Linked DNA regions of Homo sapiens: all the other regions are linked to region 1. Evidence: chromatin contacts called from ENCODE Hi-C or POLR2A ChIA-PET data. All regions are on one chromosome and are shown on one strand. Each heading gives the region's core, a stretch centred on a gene start or an enhancer-like site at or near the end of the contact. The rest is flanking DNA. Distances are from core to core; before and after follow the strand shown. Region 1 holds the start of ECI1 (enoyl-CoA delta isomerase 1). Region 2 holds the start of PAQR4 (progestin and adipoQ receptor family member 4). Region 3 holds the start of FLYWCH2 (FLYWCH family member 2). Region 4 holds the start of ELOB (elongin B).

What was found. Hi-C counts contacts between places; a loop is a spot of excess contacts on that map. ChIA-PET counts read pairs that join two places held with the same protein, here RNA polymerase II (POLR2A). Pooled maps may share reads with other maps.
Region 2: a pooled map shows a loop between it and region 1 (4-fold over the local background). The contact joins the promoter of PAQR4 here to the promoter of ECI1 in region 1. A Hi-C loop is called at or near these places in 5 of 50 pooled maps. POLR2A ChIA-PET finds 5 or more read pairs at or near these places in 2 of 52 experiments (GM10248 and Panc1).
Region 3: a pooled map shows a loop between it and region 1 (7-fold over the local background). The contact joins the promoter of FLYWCH2 here to the promoter of ECI1 in region 1. A Hi-C loop is called at or near these places in 2 of 37 single-sample maps with no recorded cell type and 7 of 50 pooled maps. POLR2A ChIA-PET finds 5 or more read pairs at or near these places in 4 of 52 experiments (CD4-positive, alpha-beta T cell, H1, activated CD8-positive, alpha-beta memory T cell and 1 more).
Region 4: a loop to region 1 is called in a pooled map, with 8 times the contacts of the local background. The contact joins the promoter of ELOB here to the promoter of ECI1 in region 1. A Hi-C loop is called at or near these places in 1 of 168 maps with a recorded cell type or tissue (naive thymus-derived CD4-positive, alpha-beta T cell), 1 of 37 single-sample maps with no recorded cell type and 7 of 50 pooled maps.

What each region holds. Positions count from the first base shown.
Region 1 is chr16:2,249,748-2,252,844 of GRCh38, reverse strand. ECI1 (enoyl-CoA delta isomerase 1) reads left to right here and starts at 1,258. Exons shown (of 7, transcript NM_001919.4): 1 at 1,258-1,330; 2 at 1,416-1,529. The coding sequence starts at 1,279. LOC107984839 (a long non-coding RNA gene) reads right to left here and starts at 1,175. Exons shown (of 2, transcript XR_001752052.2): 1 at 852-1,175. RefSeq lists enhancers at 807-866, 1,797-1,926 and a silencer at 1,117-1,586.
Region 2 is chr16:2,967,919-2,971,015 of GRCh38, reverse strand. PAQR4 (progestin and adipoQ receptor family member 4) reads right to left here and starts at 1,668. Exons shown (of 3, transcript NM_152341.5): 1 at 1,176-1,668. The coding sequence starts at 1,341. KREMEN2 (kringle containing transmembrane protein 2) reads right to left here. Exons shown (of 9, transcript NM_172229.3): 9 at 2,636-3,097. The coding sequence ends at 2,996. RefSeq lists silencers at 664-803, 1,074-1,193, 1,224-1,273, 1,284-1,453, 1,484-1,903 and enhancers at 2,164-2,243, 1,697-2,686.
Region 3 is chr16:2,881,699-2,884,795 of GRCh38, reverse strand. FLYWCH2 (FLYWCH family member 2) reads right to left here and starts at 1,581. Exons shown (of 4, transcript NM_138439.3): 1 at 1,430-1,581. RefSeq lists silencers at 1,146-1,205, 1,296-1,465, 1,966-2,435 and an enhancer at 2,164-2,664.
Region 4 is chr16:2,775,690-2,778,786 of GRCh38, reverse strand. It overlaps ELOB (elongin B), which reads left to right and starts at 1,507. Exons shown (of 4, transcript NM_007108.4): 1 at 1,507-1,550; 2 at 1,660-1,794. The coding sequence starts at 1,548. RefSeq lists enhancers at 1-529, 1,177-1,316 and a silencer at 1,387-1,516.

The DNA.
Region 1 (3,097 bases), core at 9-2,508:
CTTCTTCAGTGTCCAGAGTAGCAGGGGCTAATTTTTTTTTAATTTTTTAATTTTTTTTTTGAGACAGTCTCTGTTGCCTGGGTTGGAGTGCAGTGGCGCAATATTGGCTCACTACAACCTCTGCCTCCTGGGTTCAAGTGATTTTCCTGCCTCAGCCTCCTGAGTAGCTGGAATTACAGGCACCTGCCACCATGCCCAGCTAATTTTTTGTATTTCTAGTAGAGACGGCGTTTCATCATATTGGCCCGGCTGGTCTCAAACTCCTGACCTCATGATTTGCCCACCTTGGCCCCCAAAGTGCTGGGATTACAGGCATGAGCCACCGCGCCCAGCAGCAGGAGCTAATTTTTAAGAATTTTTTGTAGCAACAAGTTGTTGCTATGTTACCCAGCTGGTCCTGAGTCACTGGGGTTACAGGTGTGTGTCACCATGCCAGGCTTGCTTCCTCCTCCGTTAAGTGGCCATTTTTCCACCTCAAAAATTGGTTTGGGACACAAGGAAGAATTGGAAATGCTTAAGATGAGAACAAAAGTTGAGACCACCCAACACAGCTGGGACCTTACTGCCCAGTGCTCCCAGTGGTCTGACCAAAACCCCACACCAGACAGTACAAAGGCCCACTCCCGAGCTGCCGCTTACGGCCCAGCGGGAACAGACTGTATTCTTATCTTTCGGCATTTCTCTGCAAATAAAAAGGTGCCACTGCGGTCCGGCCTTTGTGCACTTGCCCTTGTGCTGAGCAAGGCGGGTGGCCTGTTCTTACCGCTGGGTTCTGCTGCCCCCACCCCCATTTCGGTGACTAAACCTGCAGCTCTGATCCTGTTCCCAAAGGGGCAGGAGGCCGGGCTCACCCCAGGCAGCCCCTGGCCTCCCTGACGGCCCCCTCGGGAGGGGTTCCGTGCTTTGATCGCCTTTCCAGCGCCGATACTGCAGTAGCTGGGCCCGGCCGAGAGCTCGCGGTCACGAACACCGGCAGCCTCTTGCCTACAGTGTCCCGCGCTGTAGAAGAGCCTGCCCTGGCGCTGAGCTGGTCGTGGCTGCTTCAGCAGTGGGCCTGCGCCTCCTTGTAGGCCAGCCCTGGCCCAGATCCAGGTGCCTGCCCCGGAAGCGCGCGGCTGCCCGGGGTGAAGCCGGAGGGCGGCGAGCGGCTGTTTCGGCCGGTAGGTGGAGGCGTTGACCAGCCTCTGGGAACGGGGCGGGACCTAGTTGGGGGGGCTCCGCCCCCTCCCCAGGAGGCGAGCTCAGCCCGCGACCTTTATCCCGCGCGTTGCGGTCAAGATGGCGCTGGTGGCTTCTGTGCGAGTCCCGGCGCGCGTTCTGCTCCGCGCGGGTGCGAAACCCGGGGTGGGCAGGGATCGGGCCGGGGCCGGGGCCAGGACCGGGAACTAACGGGCTCCCCCACGCTGCCTTCGCAGGGGCCCGGCTCCCGGGCGCGGCCCTCGGGCGGACGGAGCGGGCGGCCGGCGGCGGAGACGGCGCGCGGCGCTTCGGGAGCCAGCGGGTGCTGGTGGAGCCGGACGCGGGCGCAGGTGAGCGGGCGGCGCCGAGGGAGGGCGGGCGTGGGGTCAGGACCCGCGGGGGTCCGCGCTCGCGGGGTGCTGTCGGAGAACCACGTCTGTCGACGCTCGGTTTGTGTTTAGAACCCAAGTTTCGAAACAGAACCTTGCCGCTCTACCTGGGTTCGTTCGTCATGAGATAAAAGTTTCTGTTTTTAAAGTTGGCGGAGGCCGGGCGCGGTGGCTCACGCCTGTAATCCTAGCACTTTAAGAGGCAGAGGCGGGCGGATCACCTGAGGTCAGGAGTTCGAGATCAGCCTGGCCAACATGATGAAACCCTATCTGTACTGAAAAATACAAAAGAAAAAAATTAGCTGGGCGTGGTGGTGCGTGCCTATGCCTGGGAGGCTGAGGCAGAAGAATCGCTGGAATCTGGGAGGTGGAGGCTGCAGTGAGCCGAGATTGTGCCACTGCACTCCAGCTTGGGCCACAGAGCAAGATTCCGTCTCAAAATAAATAAATAAATAAAAATAAAGTTGGCGGGGATATGAGCTGTTATCTAAGTTATTCAATTGGAAGTGGAAAAGAATTGGAATCTTTTGGAATAAAATTACGTTTGTTAACACTCCCATGTGGCACAGAACCTCGTACCTACCCGCCCGTCAGAACCCTTGGTAAAACCCACTGGAAAGGATAGAAAAAGTACTTTTGGAAGAGAAGCCTGTGCGCTCCCTCCAGACAGGAGGCCGAGCTGAGGGCACCGAGAGGGCACGCCTAGGCGCCAGCAGTTCTGCTTCCAGGACATGCTGACCTGGACCTCCCGGTGCAGCAGTCCCTGCTGTGGCTCCTGAGAGGAGGCCCTCCCCCTCCGCAAGTAAGTCACAGCCCCTGCCCTCCCCAACCCCCCAGACTCAGGGCTGTGCCCAACTTTGCACAGCTTCAGGACTCCAGGCTCCTGGTGCCTCTGAACTTGGTTCCGTCCTCTCTGTCTGGGCTGAGGGAGCTGCCTGGGCTCTCTCTACAAACTTGAGAGGGACAAACTAAGACCAACTTCAAACTGACTTTTTTTTTTTTTTTTTTTTTTTTTGGAGATGTAGTCTTGCTCTCCAGTCGCCAGACTGGAGTGCAGTGGCGCAATCTCCGATCACTGCAACCTGTGCCTCCTGGGTTCAAGCGATTCTCCCTCCTCAGCCTCCCAAATAGCTGGGATTACAGGGACCCACCACTATGCCCACTAATTTTTGTAAAAACTGAGTTTCTGAAGGGATCATTTCTGTAGCATATTTGAATATATCTCAACAAAATGCAAAAAAAAAAATTATTATTTTTTTTTTTTTGAGACAGAGGCTCCCTCTGTCACCCAGGCTGGCGTGCAATGGCGCGGTTCCGGCTCACTGCAATCTCAGTCAGGCCTGACTTTCTGACTCCAAACTCTACTTTGTCTTTTTTTTTTTTTTTTTTTTTTTTTTTTTGAGACGGAGTCTTGCTCTGTCGCCAGGCTGGAGTGCAGTGGCACGATCTCCGCTCACTGCAAGCTCCGCCTCCCGGGTTCACACCATTCTTCTACCTCAGCCGCCCAAGTAGCTGGGACTACAGGCGCC
Region 2 (3,097 bases), core at 419-2,918, 720 kb before region 1:
GGCCCTGGGCAAAAGGCTTTTGGCACTGGTTACTTATCATGGCTCAGGATGGTCTGGGAAGTAGAGACCATGATCCCCACTTTGCAGGTGAGGAAACAGACTTGGAGGGGCTGAGTGACCGGCCCCGGGTGAGCCCAGCAGGTAAGCAATGGCAGAGGACAGGCCTAGGCCGTCCCACTCCCACACTGCTCTCCCCATACAAGCAGGTCACAGGAGAAGGCTAAGGCAGCGAAACCTCAAGTTGAGTTGTGAAGAGGACACATGAGCAGTGATGCCAGCCCGGGGCCACTTGGCTTGCTCTTCCCAACCCAAGTCCTCCCCTCTCCATAAGTGTCCAGACAAATGGAGGCACTGGGCCTTTTTATCTTCTATAAAGGGGTGAGGCCAGGTGGGGGAAGACAAGTCCAGAATGAAGGGAAGGGGGCTTCGAGGGGCTTGTCCCATCTCCCCAGACCTCTCCCTGGGGAGTTTGATTCCAGCCTAGCCCTTTCTGGGAGGTCTCCACCCCTCCCTGCCGGCCTCTAGTACTGGCCTCCCAGGGGCCAAACGGGGCTCCGAAGGCTGCCCACCCTTGTGAGAATGTGGCCTGGCAAAAGCTCGGGAAAGGCACCCAGGCTGGGCCAGGCCGCTCAGGGCCCCTTGCCCGCCTGGGGCAGCTCAAGGACGGGCAGGGCTGTGTCAGCAGAGCTCCGCGGGGCGCGGAGGAGGGGCCGGACGCCTGTTGGGGGAAGAAGGAGCCGCCACCAGGCGGAGCCCCAAGACAGAGCGGCTTGGGGCGGGGGCGTCAGGACGGCGGCGCTGGGAGGCTCCTCCCGGGCCCTCCTCATCGCAGTCAACACCATCTCCCGGCTGGGTGCTGGCGGGAGGGGGTTCCCAGGGCGCTGGGATTACAGAGGCCGGACACCATGCTCCCTACCCCTGGGGCTCAGAGGGATTAAGCAGGCTCAGACCCTACTCTGCTCCCCTCTCCTGACCCGGCCCCCACCCGCCGGGAAAACGGAAGCTGGCAGCGCGGCCCGGGACAATGGCAGCTTTGTCACCGCGGCTACTGGCGGTGCCAGGGCCGGGGCAGCCCTGGACTTGGGCGCTGGGGCCCTCCTCGGCCTCAGTGCCCCCGGCCCAACGCAGGTAGGGCGGCCGGGGGTGTGGGAAGCGCGTTGCGGGACGCGGCTCACCGTGCGTGTAGATGTTGCCCAGTTCGTTGTGCAGGTAGAAGAGGCTGCGCAGGCAGCCCGAGCCGCTGCTGGCGGGCCGGTACCCGGTCAGCACGAACTTATTGAACTGCAGGTGCGGCGGCGAGCTGGCCCAGTCCAGCAGGCGCGGCCCGGCCAGGAACGCCATGGTCCGCACCGCGCGGGCAGCCCGTGCTCCTGCTGTCCCCGAGCCTCCTCCTCAGTGGGGCCGCAGCGCGGGAAGGCCCATCACTGCCTGGCGCCCGGCGCCCGGCGCCCACCCATCGCCCTGCGCTCGATCGGCGCACGCGCTGGCTAGGGGGTCCCAGCCCGCGCCCCTCCGGCGCTGCGCACGCGCGAGTCCGTCGCCCCCGCGCCGGGGCGGAGGCTGGGGACGCACCGGACGCCTGAGCGCACTGCGGTCGGCTCCGCCAAGGCAGACGCGCCGCAGGGACAGCTCGCGGCGGCGGCGGCGGCGGTGGCCGGTAGTCTCTCTGCAGCCAGGAGGACGGGCGCGGCCGGACGCGGGAGGGGACGCCAGGCTCCGCCCAGGCTCCTAGTTCCCGCCGGCCGGCCAGCGTTTCGCGCGCCGGGCTCCTGACGTCGGCGCAGCGAGAGCCAATGGGCGTGGCCGGCGGGGAGGCTCCGCCCCGAGGCCGCCCAGGCCTCGCCTCCTAGCATAGTGTGCGCGCTCCCAGCCTCATTTGCATGGGGTGGCTGTGGGCTTGCGACCCAACGTTCTGGGTCCTGCGGGCTGCGCTAGAGTGACCCTGGCACCTCGCGTCCCTCAGAACTGTGCATCCGGGCTTTCCGCGTGACACCCAGGTCTCCGTACCTTTGGGCACCCACCCTCGGGGGCATAGTCCTGCCACCTAGCCCTACCCTGCAGACGGGGCTCTGTCCAAGGTGCTGCCGGACGGGTCCGGCCTACATCCGGTACGCCCCCGCTCCAAAGTGATCTTTCCGCAGGCTGGACTCCCGAGTGCAGCAAGGCGCTCCACGGTACCCAGGCCTCTGAAGGCGTGCCTCACGCGCCCGCAGCCGTCGGGAGAGGCCCTATCCTTCGCGCTAGGCTTCTCGGAGCGTGGGCCCGGCCCAACTTGCTCCCAGTTATCGCCCACAAGGAGCACCCTTGCGGGGCCCTACCGAGGATAGACAGGAAACAGATTGGAGGCCAGGGGAGCAAAGTCGACCTCCGCCCCGTCCACCCTGAGCAGGGACCGGGAAGGCACCCCTTATTCAGCATAACGCTGCCCACGATCCTCCTCCCCTTCCACCCCCCGCCTTCTACAGGACTCCACCCACCCACCCATCTGTCTGTGTTCTAGGTCCTTCTCTGCATTCCAGGCAGCTCCACCAAAGTCTGCGTGCAACGCCCTTCATTTGCATGGACACACGCAACCCTCGGCGTTTGTATGGTCATTAACATGCTCCTCCCACCACGGAAGAACTTTCGAGGCCCGTACCAAAGTAGATCCTTTATTCAAAATCTGTGGGGGTTTTTTGACTGTTTTTGCTGACCTGTGACCTCTCACTGAGGACGGCAGTCCAGGACCACCCCCAGAGGGGTTCAAAGACCTCCGAAACCAGAGACCACCCCCACATACAGGTCCATGGAGAGGGCCTGGACCATCTGGACCCCCACGGTCAGGCCAAGTCCCAGATAATAGCACCAGATGTTTCCTGTCCGACTTTTGGTCTCCCCAAGGCGACCAGAGGCCGAGCTGCCCCTACACAGGCGCAAGGCCGAGGCAGGGCGCAGCACAGCATCTCAGGTGTCCATCTCGCCGGCGGCGGGCCCAGCGGACCCTCGGGGCCCAGAGTCAGAGAGCGGAGATGAGCGAGCGCAGGGAGCTCTGGCTGGAGGCACTCAGAGGCCGGTAGCCCGCGGCAGAACCCTCAGCCTGGGGGTCCCCGGGGGAGCA
Region 3 (3,097 bases), core at 332-2,831, 630 kb before region 1:
TTCAAGCCTTTCTCCTGTCTCAGCCTCCCAAGTAGCTGGGATTACAAGCGTGCACCACCACACCCGGCTAATTTTGTATTTTTAGTTGAGACGGGGTTTCTCCATGTTGGTCAGGCTGGTCTCGAACTCCCGACCTCAGGTGATCCACCCTCCTTGGCCTCCCAAAGTGCTGGGATTACAGGCGTGAGCCACCGCGCCGGCCCCGACTAATTTTTGTATTTTTTTTTTTTTTTTTTTAGTAGAGACGGGGTTTCACCATGTTAGTCAGAATGGTCTCTATCTCCTGACCTTGTGATCTGCCTGCCTCGGCCTCCCAAAGTGCTAGGATTACAGGCGTGAACCACCGCGCCCGGCCTGTGTTGCTTTAAGCCACCTTATTTGTTAGGACAGCAACAGGAAACTAATACAAGGTTCAATCCCTCACTGACGATGTTCTGGACGACAGGACCCCTGCCTGGTGCCTCATGGTGGACCCACAGAATCATCTTCATACGCACGGGGGAGAAACATCACTAATGTCCACCAGCACCGGCATCCTCAGCCGCGAGGACAAATCCCTTACCCTCCCAGCAGGTTTCATCTGCGTAACGGAAATAGTGGTGAATTTATCAGGGGCTGTTAATAGATGACAGGCAAGGGTGAAGTCATCGCAAAAGTTCCCAGACGATATGGACAGCTGCTCCCCAATAATTACTGCTCCACGCAGTCCACAGCGGGGCTGTTATTGACCCCGACAGGATGACGGGACACTAAGGTGTGCAGTACACGTCCTCACAGGGAGATTTAAAAAACCGGCAGTGACCCCTGCCCCAAGAAGGCCAAGAACTGCTACTCTAAGGTGTGCAGCGCGGAGCTTCCCCACCATGGCAATTTCAGCCATGGCAGCTCCTTCCCCTAATCACCAGGGCTCAGAATCTTTATTTCACTCCTTTACCCAATGCAATTGGCATCAAACGCGGGCTGGGCTGCGCCCAAATGGTCCCAGCTCCCCGGCTCTCTCCTCTCTCAAGAATACCCACACCCTGAGGCCCCGAGTGTCTCCCCCGCCCCAGTATCTCACGCCTCCAACTCGCTGCCGTCCCTGCAGGGACCTCCCGAGCTGCAACCGTGGGACGAGGCCGGCGGGGGTTGGGGGGTGCCGGGAAGGCAGCGCTGGGCGCGGCGGACACGGCCAGGGACCGGCGGGCGAGTGCGGACCTCCTTCGTGTGGGGGTGTTGAGGCTTTGGACAAGGGACTGGAGGGGGTGGGGAAGGAGGGGCGAGAGGCAAAGAGGGAATCGCGGGAGACCCCACAGGAGGCGGCCTGAGCACCAGGACGCGGACCCCTCCTCAGCACCCGCAGCCCTCGGGACCCCCGAGAGAGCCGGGCCGGGGACTCGTCCATGCCGAGGACGCAGGACCCTCCCCGCCCGCCAGGGCCCGTCCTCACCGACGACAGCGGTGCCCTCCCTCTCCGGCGACAGCGCCGCGGCGGGTCCCTCAGCCTCCGCGCCAAGGGCCCCAGCCTCAGCTCGCGCTGTTACCTCAAGCCGGGGTCACAGCGCGAGCATGCGCAGCAAGGCCGCGGGTGCCCTGTCTTCTGGCTGGGGCCGCTCCTCCGCGTCTTGCCCGTGCGGCGTAGAGCTGGCGTCCGGCCAATCGGAGGGCGGAGGCGGGGCCAAAATTCAGTAAGGGGGCGGGGACACCCGGGATTGAGTGTCGCCGTCAGGGGCGGAGCCTCGGGGGACCTGCGGCCTGGATCCGGGTTGCGGGCGAGGTTATCCCAGCACCAGTGGGTTGGGCTTCACTGCGACCCCCGGGCTTCCTCACGGATTTGACTCCGGCTCTCTGCGGGGAAAACTGGAGCATTTGTTTAAAGGTTTTGCTCTCCCCCGTCGCGATACCGAGCGTGCGGAGGGAAGGTGTTTAGGCTCATGGAAGCCACTGCCTTGCTTTAAGCTCTGCATCCTTGACGACGCAGCAGCCTCATCCGCGCCATTGGTCCAGCCCTCGTCTATTAGTTTAGCCCCTGCCCATTGGTCCAGCCCTCGCCCAATAGTCCCGCCCTCTCTCTGTAGTTCAGCCCCTGTCCATTCATCCTTTCTCGTTATTGGTCCAGCCCTGGCCCATTGGGCCCACCCGTGCCCACGGGCCCCGCCCTCTCCGTGCCCAACCACGTTCACCCGGCCCAAGGGGTGCCCGGGACACTCGCCATCCTCCAGCCACCCACTGCAGTGGGACTGGGCTGGGTCCGGGCACAGGGAGCTGTGGGGCCCTGGGCGCTGCTTTCCTGGGACACTTGGCTGCAGCGTCCAGAGCGGCCCCCGCACAGCCCCCTAGGCTCACCGCGGCTCTCCCAGCCCCGCGGGGTCGCCCCCACTACCCCGGCCACCTTGGTCCCCCTAAGCCTGGCTCCGCGCCCCGCCCCCCTCGCTCTAAAGCGGCCGCTGAATGTGCCACCGCCCCAGGGCTCCAGGGTCCAGGTCGAGATCCTCTGGGGCCTCCCGCACCTTCCGCCTTCTCACGTCCGAATGCCAGCGTCGCTGCACGCCCTTCCTCTGCCCTGCCCCTCCCGGCCCTGGCTCTGCAGGTCTCTGAATCCCACCGTGGACTCCGCTACCAAGGCTCCCGCTGCCCCCATCCCACTATCCTATCTCCCCGGGCATTGTCTGGTGTCATTCAAGGCCTTTGTGCTTTTTTTTTTTTTTTAGAAACGAGAATTGCGCTCTGTCGCTCAGGCTGGAGTGCAGTGGCGTGATCTCGGCTCGCTGCAACCTCTGCCTCCCGGGTTCAAGCAATTCTCATGCCTCAGCCTACTGAGTAGCCGGGATTACGGGCGCCCGCCACCACGCCCGGCTAATTTTTGTACTTTTAGTAGAGACGGGTTTCACCATGTTGGCCAGGCTGGTATTGAACTTCTGACCTCAGGTGATCCACCCGCCTCGGCTTCCTAAAGTGCTGGGATTACAAGAGTGAGCCACCGTGCCCAGCTACCTTTGTGCATTTATTTGCTGTTATCTATTAATCATTCACAGACTACTGGTTGTTTTTAACTTGATGATGTTATAAATATCTTTGTATATGAATCTCTGATGTCAAAGATTTTTTTTTTTTTTTT
Region 4 (3,097 bases), core at 258-2,757, 530 kb before region 1:
GCCTCTCGAGCAGCTGGGACCACAGGCGTGCGCCACCGTGCCCACCTAATTTTGTTTGTATTTTTAGTACAGACAGGGTTTCACCTTGTTGGCCAAGCTGGTCTTGAACTTCTGGGCTCAAGTGATCCACCCCCTTCAGCCTCCCAAAGTGCTGGGATTACAGGCGTGAGCCACCGCCCCCAGCCAGACACTGCGACTGAGAAAGAAATTTTAGCCTGGCCAAGAGCTCTTCCCAGCAATTACCTGTCCAATGCCTCATGACTCACGTCATGAAGAAGAGACAGGTTCTGCAGGGACTGCGATGCTGAGGACCCTGGGAGCGGGGGTAGGGGCTGCAGTGAACCGCAGTGAAGGAAGTCACACGAGGGAAGGGACTTTGGAGGACTCCCCAGGGAGGAGCCACATTCCACAAGTCAAAAGTAGCAATAACTAGAATTACAGCTTAGAAAACACAAATGCAGCGCTAAGACTTGCCGAGGTTCTACGCAGTTCAAAAACTGTTCCTCTCCCATCTACAACAGGAGGAAACTGGGCTTTGATGAGGTTAACGGCCCATGGCCACAGTCAGCAGCGGAGCCCAGGGCTGCTCCTTCGCCTCTCTAGATGCCGAGGCAAAAATCGCACCTCCACCTTCCACCCCTCTCTCAACAGCCCTCAAAGCGCAGCTCGGAGGACTGCAGGGCGGTTTGGCGTCCAGGGCCACCCTCTGGCTCATCTCTCCAACGCCGCCTCCGACACCCGCCCAGCACGACCCAGCCTGGGGTGTCTCTGCAAGGGAGAGGTCAAGTGGGGGGCCCTCACTCTCATGTAAATGTAACTTGGGGCGATGCAGGATAGTGTCCAGCATTCAGGAAACAGGGCCTTGGTGGAAAGAGCGGCCAGCCAGGAGAATCAAGTCTCTAGGCCTTTTCAGAGCCGAAATGCAGCCAAGCAGGAAGGCGGACAGGCGCCCAGGGCTCCTGGGGCAAGGAGCTGCCCCTTCCCTCCTCCTGCGAAGAGCGGTCGCCAACCGCTCCCGTGCCTCCTCTTCTAGCCCAAGGAGTTCGCCCGGGCCATCCCTAAGCCCAACAGCAGCCCCCAGGGCTCTTCACAGGTCATAAGCCCCTCTGAGCGGCGACAGTCCTCGCATCCAGCCCGGGTCAGGGAGCGGGGGTGACTGTCCCCAGCACGGCGGCCAGAAGACCCCAAATGCGGAGCCTGCCCAAGATGGCGGCCACGACTACGCCGCGACAAGACGGCCCCGAGCTCGGTGTGCCCGAGCTTGGAGCCCGCCGGACCGCACCAACACGGGGACCTCCCCTCTGCCAGTCCCAAGACGGCGCCACCGCCTCCAAAGGCCATGCCCGCCGTCGGGATGGCGGCCGCACGCCCCTCGATACCGCCCGCTTCCAGATCACTTAAAATGGCGGCGGCTGCGGGGCGGCACGGGGCGGGGCTGCGCCGGGGGAAGGGACGCGGCGCGGGGCATGCTGGGCCACGCGCGGGCTGCCGGGAACGGGGCGGAGCGCGGCTGCGCCGGCGCGTCGAGGGGAGAGGCAGCAGCCGCGATGGTGAGCGGGCGTGGGGGAGGGGCGGCCGGGCCGGGCCGGGGGCGGCGGGGGGCGGCTGGGCCGCGCGGGGGGCCCGGGCTTCGTGCTCACGCCGGCCCGCCGCCCCCAGGACGTGTTCCTCATGATCCGGCGCCACAAGACCACCATCTTCACGGACGCCAAGGAGTCCAGCACGGTGTTCGAACTGAAGCGCATCGTCGAGGGCATCCTCAAGCGGCCTCCTGACGAGCAGCGGCTGTACAAGGTGGGTCCCGCGGGCGGGCCGAGGGGAGCGGGTACCCGGCGCCGGGCACGGGGCTGACGCCTACGCTGTCCGCGATGTAAACAGTAGCGGCCGGCGACGCCTGCGGGCGCCCGAGCCGCGGGACTGGGACATCCGTTGTGCGGGTGAAGCGCGAGCTGCGCTCGCCGCGGGGATCTCCGGTCCGGGGGCGATGTTTAGACCTCGTGCCGGGCCCCGGGCGCCGAGGGCACCGTGGCATGCAACCCCTGCAACGGTATCGCCCGCGCCGTGCAGTTGACGAAATTGAGGTTCGGCTTGGTCGCTTAACCAGCCAAAGGTCATTGGCAGCGCCAGGGTTCGAACCACGACCCCTTAATCCCCACCCTTCTTCGCAGGCCCATCGGAATCACGCTGTCCCCCCGGACACTCCTTCGGGTGGAGGGTGGGGAACTCAGTGAATGCAAAGAAAGTCAGGTCCCACTCGTTCTTCACCAAGCAACCGTTTGTTATTACCTCCCGACCTCCTGCTGATGTCCTAGAAGCCCCCCTTTCCCCTTGCAAACGAACTGAGATTATTCAGTCAGAATGGCTTGGGGTTTGGGGTCTGCATTGGGGAGTCAGATGCATCAGCCTCTGATTTACGTCTCCCAACATTGTGAGGTTGTCGCCCAAGTGCATTGTTCAGATTCTAGAGCTGGAAACTGGGAAACTGACTTTTAGCTCCAGGCTCAGAGCCTCAGCTCCCATGGTCTCTAAAGGCCTTTCCTCACTCATAACTACTGGGACTTAGCAAATATTAAATGACCGTGCCTGTGCATGTCCCGTGTGCCACATGTCTACTTAGTGCTTTATGTTTCTTCCTAGCTCATTGAAACCCTCTGGTGGCCCTACGAATTGAGAATTCTGGTAATTCCTAGTTTACAGATGAGGAAACTTTGCATCAAAAGGCTCAACTACCAGCCAGCCGTGGTGGCATGGTCCTGTAGTCCCAGCTACTCTGAAGGCTGAGGCAGGAGAATTGCTTGAGCCCAGGAGTTCCAAGCTGGAGGGGGCTATGATAGCGCTTATGTTGGGTCTGTGCCACTGCATGCCTGGGCAACATAGCGAGACCCTGTCTCTAAAATAAAAAAATGTTCAAATGCCTAGTCCAGGGTGACAGAGCTGGGATTGAAAGCCAGGTCTGCCTATCTCCAGATAGCTCAGTGGCTCCTCAAATTAGATTTGCCTGGAGAATTTGGATAAAACCGGATTCTAAAGTCCCACCCTGGGAGGTTTTGATTTAGAAGTTCTTGGATATAACCCTGGAATCTGTGTATTTGTCAAG